Linked DNA regions of Homo sapiens: region 1 is linked to region 2. A link is a loop called in an ENCODE intact Hi-C map of the cell type or tissue named here. Cell type or tissue: ovary. All regions are shown on one strand. Links, peaks and the distances in the headings refer to the core of each region. The heading gives the core; the rest is flanking DNA. Region 1 overlaps MYO5A (myosin VA). Region 2 overlaps MYO5A (myosin VA).

Region 1 (9,778 bases), core at 1,266-9,265, 56 kb before region 2:
TAAATATAAATGTTGACTTAGCATGCACATTATTAGAATAATACAATGGAGGTACTATTTATGCCTAAAACAGTGACACTCTTTAAGTTTCTCTAATATGTATTCCTGCATTTTTTTCTGATTACTGACAACATAATGTTATTTTCTTTGGCCAGCTATGCTAAGTTTCTGCGCAGAACCAAGGCAGCAACCATCATTCAAAAGTACTGGCGCATGTATGTGGTCCGCAGGAGGTACAAGATTAGACGAGCTGCCACTATCGTTCTTCAGTCTTACTTGCGAGGCTTCTTGGCCAGAAATAGGTATCGCAAGGTGAGGCATTATTTTCAACTTTGTTTATTCATTCTATTAGCATTAACCAAATTTCACATCTATACAGAGTACCACAGGGGCTACAATGAAGGTAGGAACTGTATGGGGACAACCAGCTATTGAAATGCATATTTATTTATTTTAAAAAATTCTTTTTTAGAAATAGGATCTCGCTCTGTCACCCTGGCTGGGGTGCAGTGGTGCAGTCATAGTACACTGCAGCCTCAAACTCCTGGCCTCAAGCAGTCTTCCCACTGTGGCTTCCCAAAGTGCTGAGATTATAGGTATGAGCCATTGTGCACATGCCCAGCCTGAAATGCATTTTAAAATACTAAATAATCACATACAGTTATTAACAAAACAATGGGAAAAAAACTTTTACCTCCTTCTTTCTCTTTGTTTATATAATTTGAAAAAAAAAGTATGTTAGTTTACTGTGGCTGCTATAATAAATTATCACAAACTTGTTACCTTAAAACAGCCAAAATTAATTCTCTCAGAGTTCTGGAGACCAGAAGTCCAAAATCATTATCAATGGGACAAAATCAAGTTGTCAGCAGGCTGCTCTCCTTCCAGAAGCTCCAGGGGAGAATCCATTCCTTGCCTCTTGCAGCTTCTGGTGGCTGCCAGCATTCCTGTGCTTGTAGCCACATCAGTCCAGTCTCAGCCTCTGTTTTCACAGCATTTTCTCTTCTGTGTATCTGACTTGACTTCTCCTATCTGCCTCTTATAAGAATAATTATGATAGCATTTGGTTCCACCCATGTGATCCAGGATAATCCTCCCATCTGAAGACCCTTAACCTAATCACATCTGCAAAGGCCCTTTTTCTGAATAAATAGCATTTGCAGGTTCCAGGGATTAGCACCTAATTTCCTTGGGGCCCCCTATTCAGATGACTACAGAGAACTTTGAATAGATAGAATATATGACAAACAGGTTAAAGGTTATTCCAAGAATGAGACAACCTTGGAAGAATTTACCATGGTGAAGAGGAGGCAAATTATAACATTAATGTGGTTAAAATTGTATTGACAGATACAATGCTCCAAAAGTTTTTGACAAATAATCTTACATCTAGCAATAATTAATGGGGTCACCAGAGTAGTCTTAATTATCACCTGTGACCATTGATGAACGATTTTTATCTCTTTCATTTTGGCAAGGTTTGGAGTCTATCCTACAGGCTATATTTCAAATCAGTGAGAAATACAAGCCTGGATATTAGAGCTCTATGGACATCACCATTAGAAGGAGCATTAATGGGGTGATTTGGGTCTCTAAGCACAGACAGTATATGGGTGTGACCTAGGCCCTATTTATTTATTTATTTATTTATTTATTTATTTTTATTTGAAGTGATTTTAGACAACAAAAAATTCGAAACTGGTGAGGCTTGAATGAGTGTATTTAATAGCTGTGTTTTGAAGATAGCTACTCCAGATCTTTCTGCTCACCCCTCCTTTATGTAGTCTCATGCTCTTTCTATATAAGCGTGAGATTTTAGGGAGGAAAGAGGTTTGAAGTTGCTTTTCAGATACACCAAACTAGTTACCTTCCTGTGTTCCTCACTACTTTCCTTAGGAACATCTGAGCTGGGTTTTGAGGTCACTGGTTTAGCAGTGGCAGCCTCCGGCCAGCTCAGGCTCCCACTGTGACTGGACAGGGTGGAAGGTGGTAGCGTAGAGGCTTGCTCACATGTAAGCCAACAGCCATCACATTAGTGCTCCTTCTAGCTGTATTTCAGGTCCAAGGTTCCCCTTCATGAGATTTGGAGTGGGGGGGTCTTAAAGAGAGTACAGGTGTTGATTAATTTCTCTCACTCATGATGAAAGTGAGATTGAAAATGGAAGCTCTGATTAAATGCTGTTTCCATTTGACTAAAATTACAAAAATGGACCCATGTCCAAAGTTACATGGGAGAAGCAAATGGAACAGGAAAATTGGCATTAATAGTTTTATTTATCCAGTCACTGTGCCTGGCTACCTCTTCTTAAAATTCAAGAATTTCTTCTCCATCTTTCCTAGAAAATGTTTACACGGTGTCTTTTTGGTGCTCTTTAGCGACAACAAATTCATCTAATAAGGCAAACTTTTGTTTGTTTATAAGTTTAGGGAAATATCATTTTTTTTTAGGAAATGTAACATAAAATCAAAAGTAAGATTAGTTTGTTTCACATCTTTTTACTTTTACCTTTCATTTTAAAGCCCCATCCCTCCTACCTTTGAATCCCAAAAGTGGATCCTTGCTACATTTGAAATAGCAATGGAAAATCCTCACTAGAATGGTATTCCTCAAATGTGGTAAACAAGAGTGTCATCTTTTAGTTTCTAAAAAAAAAAAAAATCAATAAATCAGTACAAACTTTTTAGTACCCCAAGTGTTGGCCTCTACAGACAGTTTGCTGCCCATACCCCGTGTCCTCATGCACGGGCCTAATAATGCATAGTGAGGTGGTATCAGCAGTCAGGGTGGTGGGGATATCTCTTATTTTAGTAGCACATAGTTTACAGGATGCCTGGTTCTGTTAATTTTATAGAGGATCATCTGTTGCCAACAGAAATCATATACTAATAAGAAACCTAATGTATTTTTTCTTTCTTTTTATAGTTGTTTTTCTTTTGGTAATCTGGTGCTTTTTATTTAGACAGCTTCCAACTCTATATTCTGCTTAGAATTATACACATAATATGTGCATATGACACATTTTTATGTATGTTTCTGAAATCACCTTCTAAAGTCTACTTTTCAAATCACTTTTAAAAATAATTTTGTAGCCTCCATATATCTGTGATAAGTATAATCTACATAGTACATTGTCAATTCAACTTTTATGTCTTTTCCTCTAGGTAATGTGTGGATTTTCAGCCCGACATAGATTGATAATCATGAGTGTAGTCCAGGGTCTTGACATTGCTTGCCCTTATCCTTTTCTGCAGATACTCCGTGAGCACAAAGCAGTCATCATTCAGAAGCGAGTCCGGGGCTGGCTGGCCCGCACACACTACAAGAGGAGCATGCATGCCATCATCTACCTTCAGTGCTGCTTCAGGCGGATGATGGCCAAGCGTGAGCTAAAGAAGCTCAAAATCGAGGCTCGCTCAGTGGAGCGCTATAAGAAGCTGCACATCGGCATGGAGAACAAGATCATGCAGCTGCAGCGCAAAGTTGATGAGCAGGTGTGTTTCACAAAGGGGCCCTGAGAGTGGAGTATGCCTGAAGAAATCCACCAGGATTATTTTCAATATTGTTTTTCTTTGACTTTACCCTTCGGTCTTAGTAAAAAGTAAAATTATGACCGTATTTATTTCCATAATGGGCATGGAAGTACTTATGAACTCATAAGGTGGATCACAATTGCAAAAACTAAGGCAGGAAGTTATTATTATTATTATTATTATTATTATTATTATTATTATTATTACTATTATTTGAGACAGGGTCTCACTCTGTCGCCCAGGCTAGAGTTCAGTGGCATGGTCACAGCTCACTGCAGCCTCAACCTGCTGGGCTCAAGTGATCTTCCCACCACAGCCTTCTGAGTATATGGGACTACAGGCACGTACTACCACACCCAGCTAATTTTTTTATTTTGTAGAAACAGGGTCTCATGTTGCCAGGCTGTTGCCTCAAGCAATCCTCCTGCCTCAGCCTCCCAAAGTACTGGGATTACAAGCATGAGCTACCATGCCTGGCAGGAAATTATTTTTGAGAACAGAGATCTACTAATGCTTCAAACCTTTATGACCAAGAGTCATATTGTATGTTACTTATTTTTCAAACACCAGCTTGAACCAGGCATACTGTATTTTGTACTTGGCAATGCTCTATCAAAATTATCATTTATTTTCATGTGGTATCATGTTCATTTTACAGATGAGTTGGTTTAGCATTGAAATAGCAAAAGCATCAGGAAAATGTTGATGCTTCTGATGAACTTGCAATCTGTTGCAGAGATAAAAGTTTGTTTGATTAAAGATAGTTACTAATATTTTAGCACATGTAAATGATATAAAGGTAATTAAGAATATAAAAATGCTAAGGAGAGCAAAGCAAAACAGGGATCAGAATGAAATGGGATGGAAGATTTTCTGAGTGGGAGGGAGAAATTTTGAGGTAGTAAACATAAAGATTTGTGAGAAACGTGTGTGTGTGTAGGGAGAGGGTTTTTTTTTTTTGTTTTTTGTTTTAGGACAGATTCTCACCCTGTCACCCAGGCTAAAGTACAGCAGTGCAATCACGGCTCACTACAGCCTCAAACTCCTGGGCTCAAGTGATCCTCCTGCCTCAGCCTCCCAAGTAGCTAGGACTACAGGTACACACCACCATGTCTAGCTAATTTTTAAATTTTTTTGTAAAGACGGGGTCTCATTATGTGCCCAGGCTAGTCTTGAACTCCTGGCCTCTTGTGATCCTCCTGCCTTGGCCTCCCAAAGTGTTGAGACTATAGGTGTGAGCCACTACACCTGGCCAACTTGGGATTTTGAGGCTGTTTTAATCATTCGTACGCATCACTAAGCTAGTAAATGGTTTTTAGCAACATTTTGATCTGTTTTCAAAAACAAGTATAGATCCTCCTATTTCTGAATTAAGAATCAGGAAATTAAGAATTTACTATGTAACTCACCCTGTGACTATGAGAAAATCACATCCATCTTGCTTACCACATCAAACAGAATTGAATTAATTGTGCCTGTTTTCTTCTCTGTTTGTGTCACCTAGAAGGTATTGGTTGTGCTATTGCAAATGTTGTAGTATTTTGGTTGGATACTATATCAATGTTATGATGATATAGCATGAATATGATGAATAAACATGGTTTTCTTACTAAATACATTTGATGATATGTGTATTTACTTATTGTTACTTATGTGTATGTTTAAAGAACAAAGACTACAAATGCCTTGTGGAGAAACTAACCAATCTGGAAGGAATATACAACTCTGAGACTGAGAAACTACGAAGTGACTTAGAACGTCTTCAACTAAGTGAAGAGGAAGCGAAAGTTGCCACTGGGCGGGTCCTTAGTCTGCAGGAAGAAATTGCCAAGCTCCGGAAAGACCTGGAGCAAACTCGTTCAGAGAAAAAATGCATTGAGGAACATGCAGATCGATACAAACAAGAAACAGAGCAGGTAGGAATAATGTCCATATCCCCATCTACTCCGTACACAAAAGAGAGGTGCTGTCATCATGACTTGGTCCGTGTGACTCACTGTTGGTTTTATTAGAAATGCAGTACAAATTTTAGTTGAATTACTGTTCATTATTACTGTTTCCCAAGCATTTATTTCTCATTATCAATGAGTAGGCTGTAGGTCTTTTAGTAGAACTTTCTACTCTAATAAGAACAGAGGCAAAGCTGTATTTTTAGGAGAGAATGGCCAAGTACCTACTAACACTTGTATATTAAAAAAAAAAAAAAAAAAAAAAAGTCAGTCTGGGGCATAGACTCCTTTTAAAAAAAAAGTCAGTCTGGGGCGTAGACTCCTTTTTCTTCAGTAGGGTTAATGTGATTAACCCATTTATGCCTAAGGTTGCAATTTTTTGAATTGCAAAATCAGTCTTTGGCAATGACCTTGAGCAGTAGAATATAAATAACTCCCACATGCTTAGTGTTCTAATAATGGAACATTAGACATAATATTTAGTACCTGATGGTAGGGATCCTTGTTGAAGCCTGCATTAAGGCTGTATTAAGAAGTCCAAGCAGGAGAAGTCTAAATGTCTGCACAGTGATTGCAACCAACAGCTTTACGCAGATGGAACCCTCCCCACAAAATGCTTTCAGATTGACCAGTACTTGCACGCTTCAAATTTGTATTAACATATCAAAACTTTATTAAGTATAGAAGACATTAAGATTGTCAAGTAGTAATGAGATGTACTGCTGAAACATTTGTAAAAGTACCTCAACATTAGGCTTCCTGGAAAAAAGTAATCGATTTTCAGAGATTCCGCTGGTATTACCATCTTTAAATGAAAACAGAGTTGCCTGTGTCAGCTGTAACTGCTGGCAAGAATCCTGATATGGTTTGTCTGTACTGACTTCTAAATGTTAATATCAGCACATGCAGTGAGAACTACAGCAGGAACTTAGATGCAGGTCGGTTAGGATAGGGTGGCTGGTAAAATTGCAGTCCTTCCATGGCATTACAGGTTCCAGTAAAGTAATTCCTCCTATATCTCTAGATCTGTACTCTATATATAGAAACAGCAGTGCCAAAAGGTGAGATTCTTTTCTGTTTTATATAATGTTGTTTTGATACAGCAAGCTTGTTCTCTCAGAATTAAGACGTGCACTCAAAAAGATACTCTTGAATGTTTAAGATCTCTTTTCTTCCCTTTAAGTCTCCCCAAACCACGGAAGCTTTCCAGCTTCGGATTCCTCAGAATCTGTACAGTAGTTAAGTGTGGTGGGAAGATTCTCCTTTCCTTTTCAAAGCCAAGTTCTTGCCTTTCTAGTCTGATAGAATAAACACACAAGCAGATTCAGATTTTTTCTTTCATTTCATTTCATTTTCTCCCACTTCTCACAGAGATAGCTGTAGGCACTAACTTTAGTTCAGACGGTGTTTCCTATGTTGTGTAGGCTGGTCTTGAACTCCTGGCCTCAAGCTGTTTTCCCACATTGGTCTCACAAAGCGCTGGGTTTACAGGTGTGAGCCACTGCGCCTGGCCCCATTAGTTCTTTTGATGGAATGTAGTGATAGGGGAAGAATGAAAACATTTCACTGTGACAGTCAGCTTCATGGTCAGGAAAATGACATTCTCAGTCTGATCAAGGAGCCCAGAAGTTACAGTAGAGTTATGTATGGTTCCTAACCAAGAGCATTTATCAAAACTGCTGGGGAGTTTTTATATAAAAAGGGAGCTATCCAGACTCTGGGAGTGTGGGCTAGGCACATTATTTTGAAAAAGTACCATAGGTGATTGGTTGTGCACCCCTACCAAACAAGAGCCTCTCCTGAAAGCCCACAGAGAGCTGGGGCTTTTTTTACTGAGAGTGGATGTTAAGGCAAGGTCAGTCCAGAGGGAAAAGACTGAGCCCTCGGAAGGGATACCTACTGGACTGATGTCTGCTGTGTGTGGCACAGTGTAGTTATCCAACTTTCCTGCTCCCTGGAGCCCTCTTTTCCTGTCCTAAACCCCCTGACATGACAAGAGATTTGCCTGCCAGTTCTCTCCCTATTATTAAAGCTCTTGTTTTCAGAGTTCCTTAAACTTTAGCTTAGAAAAAGGAATTCAGATTTTACTCATCATAAGCACACACTTTATTCCAAAGATGAGCTGAGTAAATTATGTACTTTGCAAAATTACCTTTGGTTTTAACTTTTCCTTCCTGGGAATCCTTATCCAGCAAAGAACTAGAAAGTTAAGAGTCAACTTGTGTGTGTGTGTGTGTGTGTGTGTGTGTGTGTGTGTGTGTGTGTTTTAAAATATACATGACATAAAATTTACCATTTTCACCATTTTTAAGTGGACAGTTCTGTGGCATTAAGTACATTGACATTGTTGTAATGTCAATGCTTATTTAAACATGGAATAAAAGGACTAGTTCTCAGCCTTGTAAAACTCTTAAAGGGAGATGAAAGAGAAATTCTCTTTCTTGACATCAGATGGGAGAATCAAAAGCTCTTCAGTGAATTTCCCAAACTAAACATCCTCATATCCTTCTTAACCTCCTTAATCTCCCCACTTGAATCATGGGTACACATAAGCTTTGTGTGAAAGCATTCAGAGGAGAAGGTAATATCAATTACCTTTGAGAGCAAATGCTGACTTAGTGCCAGGCAATTTTTTAATGTTTAATGTAAAGTAAAACTTTAATGTTTTAATGTTTAATGTAAAGTAAAAAACCATCACCATCCTTATCCTTCAAGAAATTCTAGTCTATTCTGGAAAAGAGGAAAGTAAATCATTTATAACGGATATAAAGAGCATATACAGGGTCTTGTAGTAGCACAGGGAAAAGACAGCTAATTGAAGGGGGTTTCAGGAAGGCTCTTGGGAGGGAGTAATGCTTGAGCAAGTTTGTAAGGTGACTAGACATAACCAGGCAAAGACAGGGAGCACAGAGGTGGTGGAAGTAAGGAATGACTGCTTATGGTCTTTATCCTTGGTCATCAGGCTTCCTCTGTCCATTGCAACCATCTCAGTTTATTGTTTCATTTCGTAGCTGGTATCAAATCTGAAGGAAGAAAATACTTTGCTGAAGCAAGAAAAAGAAGCCCTCAATCACCGCATCGTGCAGCAGGCTAAGGAGATGACAGGTAAAGCTTATATGCGTACTACACGCCAACCAACCTCACACCAAAGTTATGTAAGTTACAATGTCATTTGATGAGTTACACAACATTATTTAGAATTTAAATATTTTTAAAAGTTGAGGCTGTCATCAGCAAATTTATAAAGTTCCAAGAGGCAACAGATCAGATATTTTGGTTGAATTCGTTGCTTGATAAACTTGTAAATCTGGTATCTCTAGGTACAAATGTGAACTCCGGTTCAGTCAGTGTCATATGTAATTTTTTTTTAAAATTAATTTGTTCTGCATGTGTGATTTACTAGTTAAGGCTTATAGGATTCCTAATGATTTAGTAAGAATTTTTGAGCTGATATGTGTATATTTCTGTGTGTGTGTGTATTGTCTTTTTTTTTTTTTTTTTTTTTTGCTAAATCAATGGATGTTATTCTAAGATTCACCACTCTTTGCTAGTCTAAAAAAACACTAATTTTTAAAATAGAGAACTAACTAGATATGGACATTTATTCTATTTTCTGTTTGTGGGGTAGGTTAGAATGGTGATAAGTTTATAAGGAATCCACATATATATAAATATGGGGTAAGAAGATACAGATCTATACAGTAATTAGTGGTGGAAATGGAAGAGAAAAGATGGTTTGGAATGGGGATATATTATATGAAAATAATACATTTTCATATACATTCTGTTGATTACACTGGTATTCAAAAAAGGCAAAAATGTTCTAAGATTTTACAATGAGATAACAAAACAATAAAGATATGTTATTAGTAATACGGATATTGAGAAAAAAGTATACATTTATGAGGCAAATTAATGAGGCCAGTTGTTGGAGTGTTAAGTTTGATATGTCAGCTAGGACCTCAACATGGAGGTATTCAGAAAGCAAATCCAGATTAAAGAGTAGAGAAAAAATAAGAAGGGAGCCTAAAGATACCCATTAAAACTGTGGTGGTAAGAGAGACTGCCTCACCTCTCCTAGCTGAAGGGGCTAATACTGAGGAAAGAGAAGAAAACCTGGAATTAATGACCATACTAAGGGATGAGGTAAAGAAAAGGAGCCAGAAAATAAAATTAAGAGGTGAAGGAGAAAACAGAGCCCTGGAAAGAAGGCTGCTGGGAGGCAGCATGTAACAGAAGGATCCAGAATGATGAGAATCTTCTAGGAAAATATAAAATGTTATTTGAAAGTGAACTGT
Region 2 (9,778 bases), core at 630-8,629:
TTGCTCTTAGAAATATATTTTTGGAAAAATACCTTTTTGTACCTATGGCAACAAGAACAGGTCTGATAGATCTTTTACTAATTCTTAAAATATCCCCCCTCTATATTTTAAGAAAAGCTGCACTTAATTTTATGCCCAATACTCCTCAGCATAACCTCATTATTGTAACATAATTTTTTTGCAAATTTTTTTTTTTTTTTTTTTTTTTGAGATGGAGTTTTGCTCTTGTTGCCCAGGCTGGAGTGCAATGGCGCCATCTCGGCTCACTGCAACCTCTGCCTCCTGGGTTGAAGCAATTCTCCTGCCTCAGCCTCCCAAGTAGCTGGGATTACAGGCATGCACCACCACACCCAGCTAATTTTTGTATTTTTTGTAGAGACAGGGTTTCACCATGTTGGCCAGGATGGTCTCAAACTCCTGACCTCAGGTGATCCACCTGTCTCGGCCTCCCAAAATGCTGGGATTACAGGTGTGAGCCACCGTGCTGGGCCACAAATTTTTTATTTTAAAACAGCTAGAATATTCACCAAGAGGAGGGAAAAATGATTTCTCCTATCAAAGTCTTAGTAGTTACTCAATCTCAGGAACTGTTAGTGTTCTTTTCAAATTTTCCATCCTGACTTACATTGAAGTGTAGTGAATTTTAAGACAATAATGCCTTCCTCTCAGATAGTGGAGCATATTTCTCTATAAGCTCTGCATGGAAATGTGGAGCCACCTGTCGCAATATTATGCTGGCCCCTATTTGCCTGGTTGCTAAGTGCTGATTGTGTGTCTATTGACCTCAGTCTTAGGACTGCTGCCACTTGGTTGGCTATTTTGTGAAACCTACAATGTCTTTGTAGTTTGTCTCTGTCACCATTTGGAGTCTTTGTCTCTTCCAGTGGCCCTCCCTTGCCTCTCTCTCCTTTCATCCCGGAGCTTTCTCAGGCCACCATCTTCATCTCCTAGGCTCTTCCCTTAAGGCTTCAGCACAGGTATATGTGGGGCTTTTGGTTATTCAGTTACCTGATTTGGAGTTTGCCTTAAGAGAGAGTGCTTCAAGGATTATCAAGTCTCACCCTGCAACAGCAACCCAGCTCTGAAATTGTAAGAGAAGCTACAAAGTGTTTTCTGGCCAGCTCCCCAATAAAGACAGAGCTACATTATGTTATTCTATTTTGTTTATTAGCAAGTCTAATAACTTTTGCCATAATGACTTCATTTCCATCTTCCATTAAAGAGAATTACATTATCTTGTCATTTAGTCTTATATAATGGTGATTATAATCCTCATGACTATAATAAATTTTTAAGCACAGCTGATGAGATTTAAGAAAATTGAACAAAAATACTGCCTGTCATTTTAACATAAATCCTGACAAGGCCGCACACAAAAAAATTAAGACATTTTTGACAAAATTCAGCAAATTTGCATTCTCTGTATCTCTTTTTTTTCATAGGTACAATGTCAGTCAACTGGAAGAATGGCTGCGTGACAAGAATCTGATGAATAGTGGGGCTAAAGAAACCCTGGAACCTCTCATTCAGGCTGCTCAACTTTTGCAAGTGAAAAAGAAAACAGATGATGATGCAGAAGCCATTTGTTCTATGTGCAATGCTTTAACTACTGCCCAGGTAGAGCAACTTTCCCTGTTACAAAATAATTTAACATTCATCAAAGATGATCTTTAGGGAAGTAAAGAAGTCCTCTACTTATTGCTTGTATCTCTGAGCTGACTTCATCTGTGTTCAAGAAGATATATGCCTCTACCAATCTTAAAGCAAGGAGATTTTGCCAGAAATTAATACATTTCAGTGCTAATTACAGTATAAATATATTTAATATTCAGCAAATATTTATTGAGTACTTACAGTGTTCTATATAACATTGAAGGCACTGGGATACACCCATAGGCAAAACAAAGTCTCTGCTCTCATGGAGTATACAGTCTATGCAGCTTATATTCCATAAAATAGCTTTCTATCTTATTTGATAATTGAGTGGATTATCAAATAGTGACTTTGTTTTTAGAGACAGATAATTCTTGTTACTTCAACAGATGATTAATTAAGCCTCCATCTCAAGGCACCATATTTATTGCTGGGGAAGATGCTTCAATAAATAAGGAAAAATTCCTGCCTTCAAGGAGCTTACAGTTCAGTAGGGAAGACAGAGTCGTATCCAACTGACTCTACCGTAGAGGTTCTAGCAAATTCTGTAGTAAGATGCCTAAAGGAAGTACTGAGGGAAGATAGCAGTATTCAGGGAAGGTCCCATTAATCTGGGCATTGAATTTAAGGAAGTGGAAGAATGAGAAGGGCATTTGAGGATTATAGTGACAGCATGAAGCAAGGCACAGGCATGAACATGCCCAATTTTCTTTTGCCCGGTTATTTTCTGTGCTGACTCTTAGACTTTCTTTCTTTTTTTTTTTTTTTTTTTTTTTTTGTGACGGAGTCTCGCTGTGTCGCCCAGGTTGGAGTGCAGTGGTATGATCTCCACTCACTGCAAGCTCCCCCTCCCAGGTTCACGCCATTCTCCTGCCTCAGCCTCTGGAGTAGCTGGGACTACAGGCACCTGCCACCACGCCTGGCTAATTTTTTGTATTTTTAGTAAAGATGGGGTTTCACCATGTTAACCAGGATGGTCTCGATCTCCTGACCTCATGATCCACCCGCCTCAGCCTCCCAAAGTGTTGGGATTACAGGCGTGAGCCACAGTGCCCAGCCAACTTTCTTAATGTTCATCATATATCCTACAACATATGAAATTTTCAGTTTTGCCCAATACAATTAAAACTCAATCAGTTTGAGACCAGCCTGACCAACATGGTGAAACCCCATCTCTACTAAAAATACAAAAATTAGCCGGGCATGGTGGCAGGCACCTGTAATCCCAGCTACTCTGGAGGCTGAGGCAGGAGAATTGCTGGAACCTGGGAGACGGAGGTTGCAGTGAGCCAAGATTGCACCACTGCACTCCAGCCTGGGCAACAGAAAAAATCAGTAGGCCAGGCGTGCTGGCTCACACCTGTAATCCCAGCACTTTGGGAGGCTGAGGCAGACAGATCACCTGAGGTCAGGAGTTCAAGACCAGCCAGGCCAACATGGTGAAACCCCATCTCTACAAAAATACAAAAATTAGCCAGGCATTGTGGCGGGTGCCTGTAATCCCAGCTACTTGGGAGGCTGAGGCAGGAGAATGACTTGAACCTGGGAGGCAGAAGTGGCAGTGAGCCAAGATTGTGCCACTGCACAGAGACTTCATCTCAAAAAAAAAAAAAGTCAATCAGTAGACAATCAGAATCAAGACTTGCAGCTTCTTAATGTTGAATTCATGTTTGCATAACTTCTTACTAAGAATAAAGCAGAACTATCTGACAGAACAATGGTCCTGAGATTTCCTCCCAGTTTCTGCAAGTGTGGAAAGTAAGAATACCCTGGAGGAAGCCCAACTTTATAGAAGTTGGCTGCCATTCAACTTCTAAAGAATATACTTTAATACTTAAATATACTTTAAGCATATTTCACAGAGTGAGGCAGACCTGCAGTTTATTTATTTAGCAAATATTAGTTAACAAAGTGGTCCCACTTTTTAAAATTCAAATACTTGCCTCCGAGAGACTGATCCCTAATTCAGTTTGTCACCCACAGACCTGATAACAACATGCCCACTTTCTAGTTCTCTGGTGCTTAATTTATTTTCCTATAGATCAGCACTGTCCTGCATTCAACTTTTATTTTCATTTTGTGTTAATAGCCACATGTGGCTAGTGACTACTACTGTTGTATTGGACAGCACAGGTTTAGACAATACCTTGAAAATGGAAATATCTACCTTATATAGACGATGATTTATTTTCATTAGAAAAGAGACATGACCATTTTACAAAAAAAAATTATTGAACTTTTTAAAAAAGAACTTCATACTCTCTAATTGATTAATTTCTTTAGGGGCTTTTGTTATTCATGTTATTTATGATCTTTTATAAAAATATGATTTAAAAAACATTCAAAAGAGATAATTGTATTAATACGGCTAACATTTTTATATGGAGAAAAGTTGCAGAATAGTATTAATAGAATGAATCCCATTTGTATAAAAATAAAATGAACTAGAATATTTATAGCAGCTAGAGGGGGTGTTCAGGACATGGTTAACAATTGCCACTTTGGGAGACTGGAAGGATGGAAGTGCGGACATTTATTTTTCATGTTTTATTCTCTTGTGCTATTTGAATATCTTCGAAATTTACACAGCTTCTTACAATATTACACAAACATTACATTGATACATTCTCTTGTAAAAATTCAGATAAAGGTAAATGTGCAGACCAGCTCCTCCTTCCTTCTGGTCCCAGCCCACCCCTGAGTAGAACTGAAATCTGTACGCACAGATCCTTTTAATTTTCCAGATTATAGGTACCCAGTGTGTATTTGATAATATGCCAAAAACTTTGATCATTTCATTTCTCACAGATTGTGAAAGTGTTGAATTTGTATACTCCAGTTAATGAGTTTGAAGAAAGAGTCTCTGTGTCGTTCATTCGTACTATACAGGTAAGAGCTCCCATCTTCTTCTTTGATTCACCAACACAGTCTTTTGAATGGACATTTTGTAATTTATTGAAGGATAATGTGTTATCTTTTATTATCTTATTTTACAATGCACTAACTTTTTTGATAATAGTTAATTGGGAAAATGAAGTGAGTTTAAAACAAAAGTAAACATTCTTCATTAGTTGAGAATTTGAGGGTAGAAATTTTAGTAGAAAAAAGTCTTTTAGATTCAAAGAACTGATGCTCTGTTTATTTTTTTTCCTAATCTTCTCAGATGCGTTTACGAGACAGGAAAGACTCTCCCCAGCTGCTCATGGATGCTAAACACATCTTTCCTGTCACCTTTCCTTTCAACCCATCTTCCCTCGCACTAGAAACCATCCAGATTCCAGCCAGCCTCGGCCTGGGCTTCATTTCACGGGTCTGAAAGTGATGTCCAGGCAAAAATTGACAATACATTTCTTGCCCGAAATAAGAACCCATTATTTCCAGTGAGTTACTGAAAATACATTTTTAAAGAGAAAGTACTGATTATCTCCCAAATGAGAAGTCATTAACTGGAAATCTCCCTAGAATACTTTCATCACTTTGGAAACAAAGATAGGCTCTTTCGTGCTGTGTTATCTTTATAGCAACACTCATCCTTAACCAACTAGGTACCGTGAGTTTACATACAGGAGAATGATGGAAGGAAGGGAGGAAGGAAAGGAGGAGAAAAATGTGTCTTCAGCTGGCAGCATTTATTTTAAATCCTTAGCACTGAGTTTGAATGGTATAAAAAGTATAACTTCCATAGATGAGCTGTTGTTAGGAAGGCACCAAAGAACCTCCTCTGCACTAAACAGGAGAATGGAAAGAAAAGTCTCCATTGAGTACATATCATGTCAGTTTAGTAATCAATTATGTTGATATTGTTAAACTGGTTCAAAGAAATAAACTGGCAATATGTAAAGTAATTCCTCATTTGTGTCACTATGATATAGAGATATTAAAGGAATGTTGGTTTGCTAAATAGTATAGATGTCCATTTGTACTATAGTTTACTGAGCATTTTAAATTGCTGCTACATACTGTCTTCTTAAAATGTAAGTGATATTAGGCACTACAATAAGTTTCTCTTGTCAATTCTGTTTACAATTCAATCAGATCACAGTTTTAACTGGATTATATGCAAATACCTACAGATTCACCTGCACAAGTAGCAGACACTGGAAAGTCATGTAGTAATATGACAAAATGCTTGACATTTAGGGGTAGGATTAGACAAAGTGGCTATTGTTGATGTCATTATTTATTCAGGATGTATTACATTGATGTGCTCATTAATTTTCCCTGGGTGGATATTGCGTCAGGGTACAGTGTTCTGTGAAGTGACTTATTTTTAACTACCAGATCTGATTCCTTCAGTGCATATTTTCAACCTTGACAGGTTTTCTCTCTTCTTAATTTATTAAGAATTAATCTCGGCTGGGCGCGGTGGCTCACGCCTGTAATCCCAGCACTTTGGGAAGCCAAGGTGGGCGGATCACTTCAGGTTAGGAGTTGGAGACCAGCCTGGCCAACATGGCGAAACCCTGTCTCTACTAAAAATACAAAAATTAGCCGGGCGTGGTGGCACTTGCCTGTAATCCCAGCTACTCGGGAGGCTGAGGCACGAGAATCGATTAAACCTGGGAGGCGGAGATTGCAATGAGATCGAACCACTGCACTCCAGCCTGGGTGACAGAGAGAGACACTGCCTTGGAAAAAAAAAGAATCTCACTCACTATCTAGAGAGGATTGTCAGAATATTCACGATTCAGGTCTTGAAACTTTGATTATGCAAAAGAAGGTATATAATAAATATTTCATTATGATTCAGTTTTTAAGGCTTTGCAGCTTCTATAAGTGTTCTCAGATGCCACTAGATAATTTTAAAAGCATCATATTAGAAATACTTTAAGAAGACTTATATAAGAAATAGAAGATTGTTGAATTTTACAGAGGATTTGGTTCATTAAGACCCAGATTCTGTAAGTTTTCATTCTGAAATTCTAGTTAAACATATTCACCATTTTTCTTAGGAATCTTATACAATAAATCCTTCAGGTTGCACAAAAGCAAATTATTAGTTTTCATTAGAAACTCTGGTTCTGAATTACAATCATAGGTTATATAAATTTAACTGTTAGATGGTCTATAAATCTTATTAAAATATGTGCAATATTTATGGAAGTCAAACAGCTTCATATCAGTGATAAAGATTGTTATTAAAAGATAAATACTGTCTGTTAATTTACATGGGCCTCAAGTTCCTCGTTTATAAAATAAGAGAGTTGGACACTGATTCTTAACATCTCCTCCACATTTAAAATTCTCTCTTCTCAGCCCTTAGATTCTAGAGAGAAAAAGCTGCAGTTACTCAGTAAGTCCATTCTCTGATGGAAAGACCAGTGTGTAGTGCCTGTCAATTCCTTAGGATTAATCAAATGTAAAATCACAAGTTTGTGTAGCTGTAACCTTTCTTAAATGTACATGATTTATGTACATGCTTTTAGAAGGTCCTACTATATTTGTATTATAATTAGTTTAAGTAATTTTTATTACATCATGTATTGCTTTATTCAGTTTGAATACATTTATTTATTTATTTGCAGTATCAACCAGAAACACTACCAATTGCATCAAATTCTCCCAGTTTTTCCTGGTTGTCAATGCGGTTTTCAATGCACAATTAAGTCATAGCCATTTGGTTCGTACCAAATGTGTCAGAATCTAACAGCATCCGATAGGCTGTAAGTTGGGGAGTTGCTAAGAAAATGCAACGTGGTACAGGCTGTCCGCCTCAGCCCTGGAAATCTCCCAGACCTCCCCCAGCTTCATCCTGTGTAGCACGACTCAACGTGCACCCTGAATCTTCTCAGGTCTTCCAGGTCATGCTGTAGCTGTCACTGCCATGCAGCCCTTTTTTTTACTCCGGACAGCTCATGTACTGAAGCGTCATGAAAGAAAGGCTGTGGTCTGAGCCCTTCTCTCCCATCTCCTGTCTTTGTCCTGTCAAGTGCTGGAGCCAGAGCTCCTACAGCTGCCCTTGGTGGTTTCTCCTGTTCAGCGATGGTGGCACAAAGGTTCTGCTATTCCAGGGCTCCAGCTTCCTCCCAGGTCTACCCAGAGCTCCAGATGGGGGTCTGAATTAACCTCTCTTGGTGGCCTGGAGATTTTTAGTCATTGACAAGAATACCTTGTAACCAGGGAACCCCAAGGCCCAGTAAATGATTCTGTATACCATTTTCTTGAAGGTACAAGAAGATTCTGCCGACTATGGGGATCTTTGGGCCAGTTTGAGGATTGCTTTCCCTCTGAGGTTCTTTCTCTCTGTCAGCCACACTTTCTCACCCAACTTCAGACACACCCTGCCAGCCTTTCCCCTACTCATTCACTCTTCCCCTTCCCTCAACTTAATCGTCTATCCCGTTGCCTGCTGTTTGACTGTGCACTGAAGGCAGGTGGATGGAGTCAGTCCTCAGTTGCCCCTGCTGGCCTTCCTGGTGCTTACCATCAGCCCAATCTTTGCACAGTCCTTGTTGTTCTTACTTCTCTGCATGCATTCCTTCAGAAGATCAGTCATCAACTTTTTCTTAATTCCTCTGTGACACACAATGGGAATTCAAAGGAAGAGATCTTAAAAGTCACAACAGTTCTTTATCTTAATAATCCCCTCCCCATTCACCTTACTACATGCAGACTCACCTCACACCCTTACAACTTGAAGCTGAAAATTTAAAAGTAATTTCCCTTTTTGCAGCTTTTCCTCAGGTTAAGGCTTTGATCTGCCTGAGAGTAACTCTAAAAGGAGGGAAGATAAATATGGGATAAAATCCACAAAGTGTAGCTTCTAATTCCTTTGGAAGTTTAAAAAATTTCCACATATCTGATGCTTCTTTTGTCAGGTGCAGAAGCACAAAAACATATTCCGAAGCCAACTGATAGGGAATTTGGGGATTATTGTCAGTTTGGAGAATTTGCTGTGTTATTTCTTCATTTCCATGGATAGCTCATAGTTGGCTCTTTCTGGGTGAGTAATTATGTGTAATATAGATCAAATCTTTTACTAAGGTTACAGCTACATGTTAGGGGAGGCTATGAAAATACTATATTATTATAATTTCAGTGCAGTGATTGTTGTGAGAAATAACTTTCATGGTAACCCTAGGAAAATGGGCACCTGCCACCATCCTGAGAAGTCCTCACACAATGCCCTTTCTCTCTTACACACACACACACACACATACACACACACACACCCCCGTCACTAATTCATAGAGTTCCTTAGCAGGCATAGTCAAGGATCCTCTGGGTAATGTCAGCTGCTTAGTGATAAAACAGAGCCAAAACTAGTGCATCCTGTTGAAAGTAATGCAGAAACAGTACCTGGGTCCAGATATGCTTTCCTGCGGCGCTTTCCTCTGTTACCTCGTTTCATCCTCACAGCAGCATGGACGGTAGGTGGGGTCGCTTCTACAATCATTTCTGATGATAGCTTGGGAATAGAGATAGGGGCAGTGACTTGCCTGATGTCGCACAGCCCTCTGGCTGTCCTGCTTTCCCATATGGAGCAGTGGTGGTGTGGGCACCTGTGATGCAGGAGACTTTAAAAATGTCGTGAGGTCACGTGCTGCCCCTCCTGGTACGTGTGGAATGCCCCTGGCCAGCAAGGGGTGCTTTTTTATCAGAGTTGGCAGCTGGCATGTGGGAACCGAGCAAGTGCTGCGTACCAAGTTACTTGTTTTAAGGAGACCAAGTGCTCAGCGCCAGGTGGTTTTCTTTTTTGTCATAGTTACTTGCTATAACTCAGCTTGACTTCTGTCATGAATCAGTGCTCTCTGGGAGGATGCAATACTCTGTTTGGGCATTAATTGGTAGCAGGTTGTCTCAACCAAAAAGACAGGAAACAGCAAAAGCCTCTCTGAAATTAAGAGGAAAGTTACTCTCCCCACACCCATCAGAGTCTTTATTGGAGCCACCAGGTGAGCTGTGCAGCCTGGACAGGCCTGCAGCTATAGGCCACCTTCCCAGTTTAGGTCCTCAGCACAGGGGAGCCCAAGTCACTGGGTGCCTTCCGAGGGCTGTCACTGGGCAGGCCATATACAAGTCAGTGTGTGCGTGGGCACTGCAGTGTGTGCATGCCGTAGGTGTTGATGGGTGCTAGGAGGGGTGTCGTGTGCATGCGCGTTGAAGAGGATCTGTATTGCCGTGA

The links. A loop is a pair of places that touch in the nucleus more often than their neighbours do. Peaks named below come from ENCODE experiments on the same cell type or tissue, not always from the same donor. Only the 100,000 strongest peaks of a DNase experiment are listed, where the experiment ranks them.
Region 1: a loop joins it to region 2, with 4 times the contacts of the local background. A loop is called at or near these places in 3 of 110 quality-filtered maps.

The regions. Positions count from the first base shown.
Region 1 is chr15:52,365,838-52,375,615 of GRCh38, reverse strand. MYO5A (myosin VA) reads left to right here. Exons shown (of 42, transcript NM_001382347.1): 20 at 156-312; 21 at 3,253-3,492; 22 at 5,199-5,447; 23 at 8,492-8,585. Among named protein-coding and RNA genes, the nearest start is that of MYO5C, 75 kb to the right of the region's middle. In ovary, for the core only: no CTCF peak of the experiment used is centred there; a DNase peak (open chromatin) is centred at 5,325.
Region 2 is chr15:52,308,887-52,318,664 of GRCh38, reverse strand. It overlaps MYO5A (myosin VA), which reads left to right. Exons shown (of 42, transcript NM_001382347.1): 40 at 1,443-1,617; 41 at 4,462-4,542; 42 at 4,817-9,778. The coding sequence ends at 4,969. Among named protein-coding and RNA genes, the nearest start is that of MYO5C, 18 kb to the right of the region's middle. In ovary, for the core only: no CTCF peak of the experiment used is centred there; no DNase peak of the experiment used is centred there.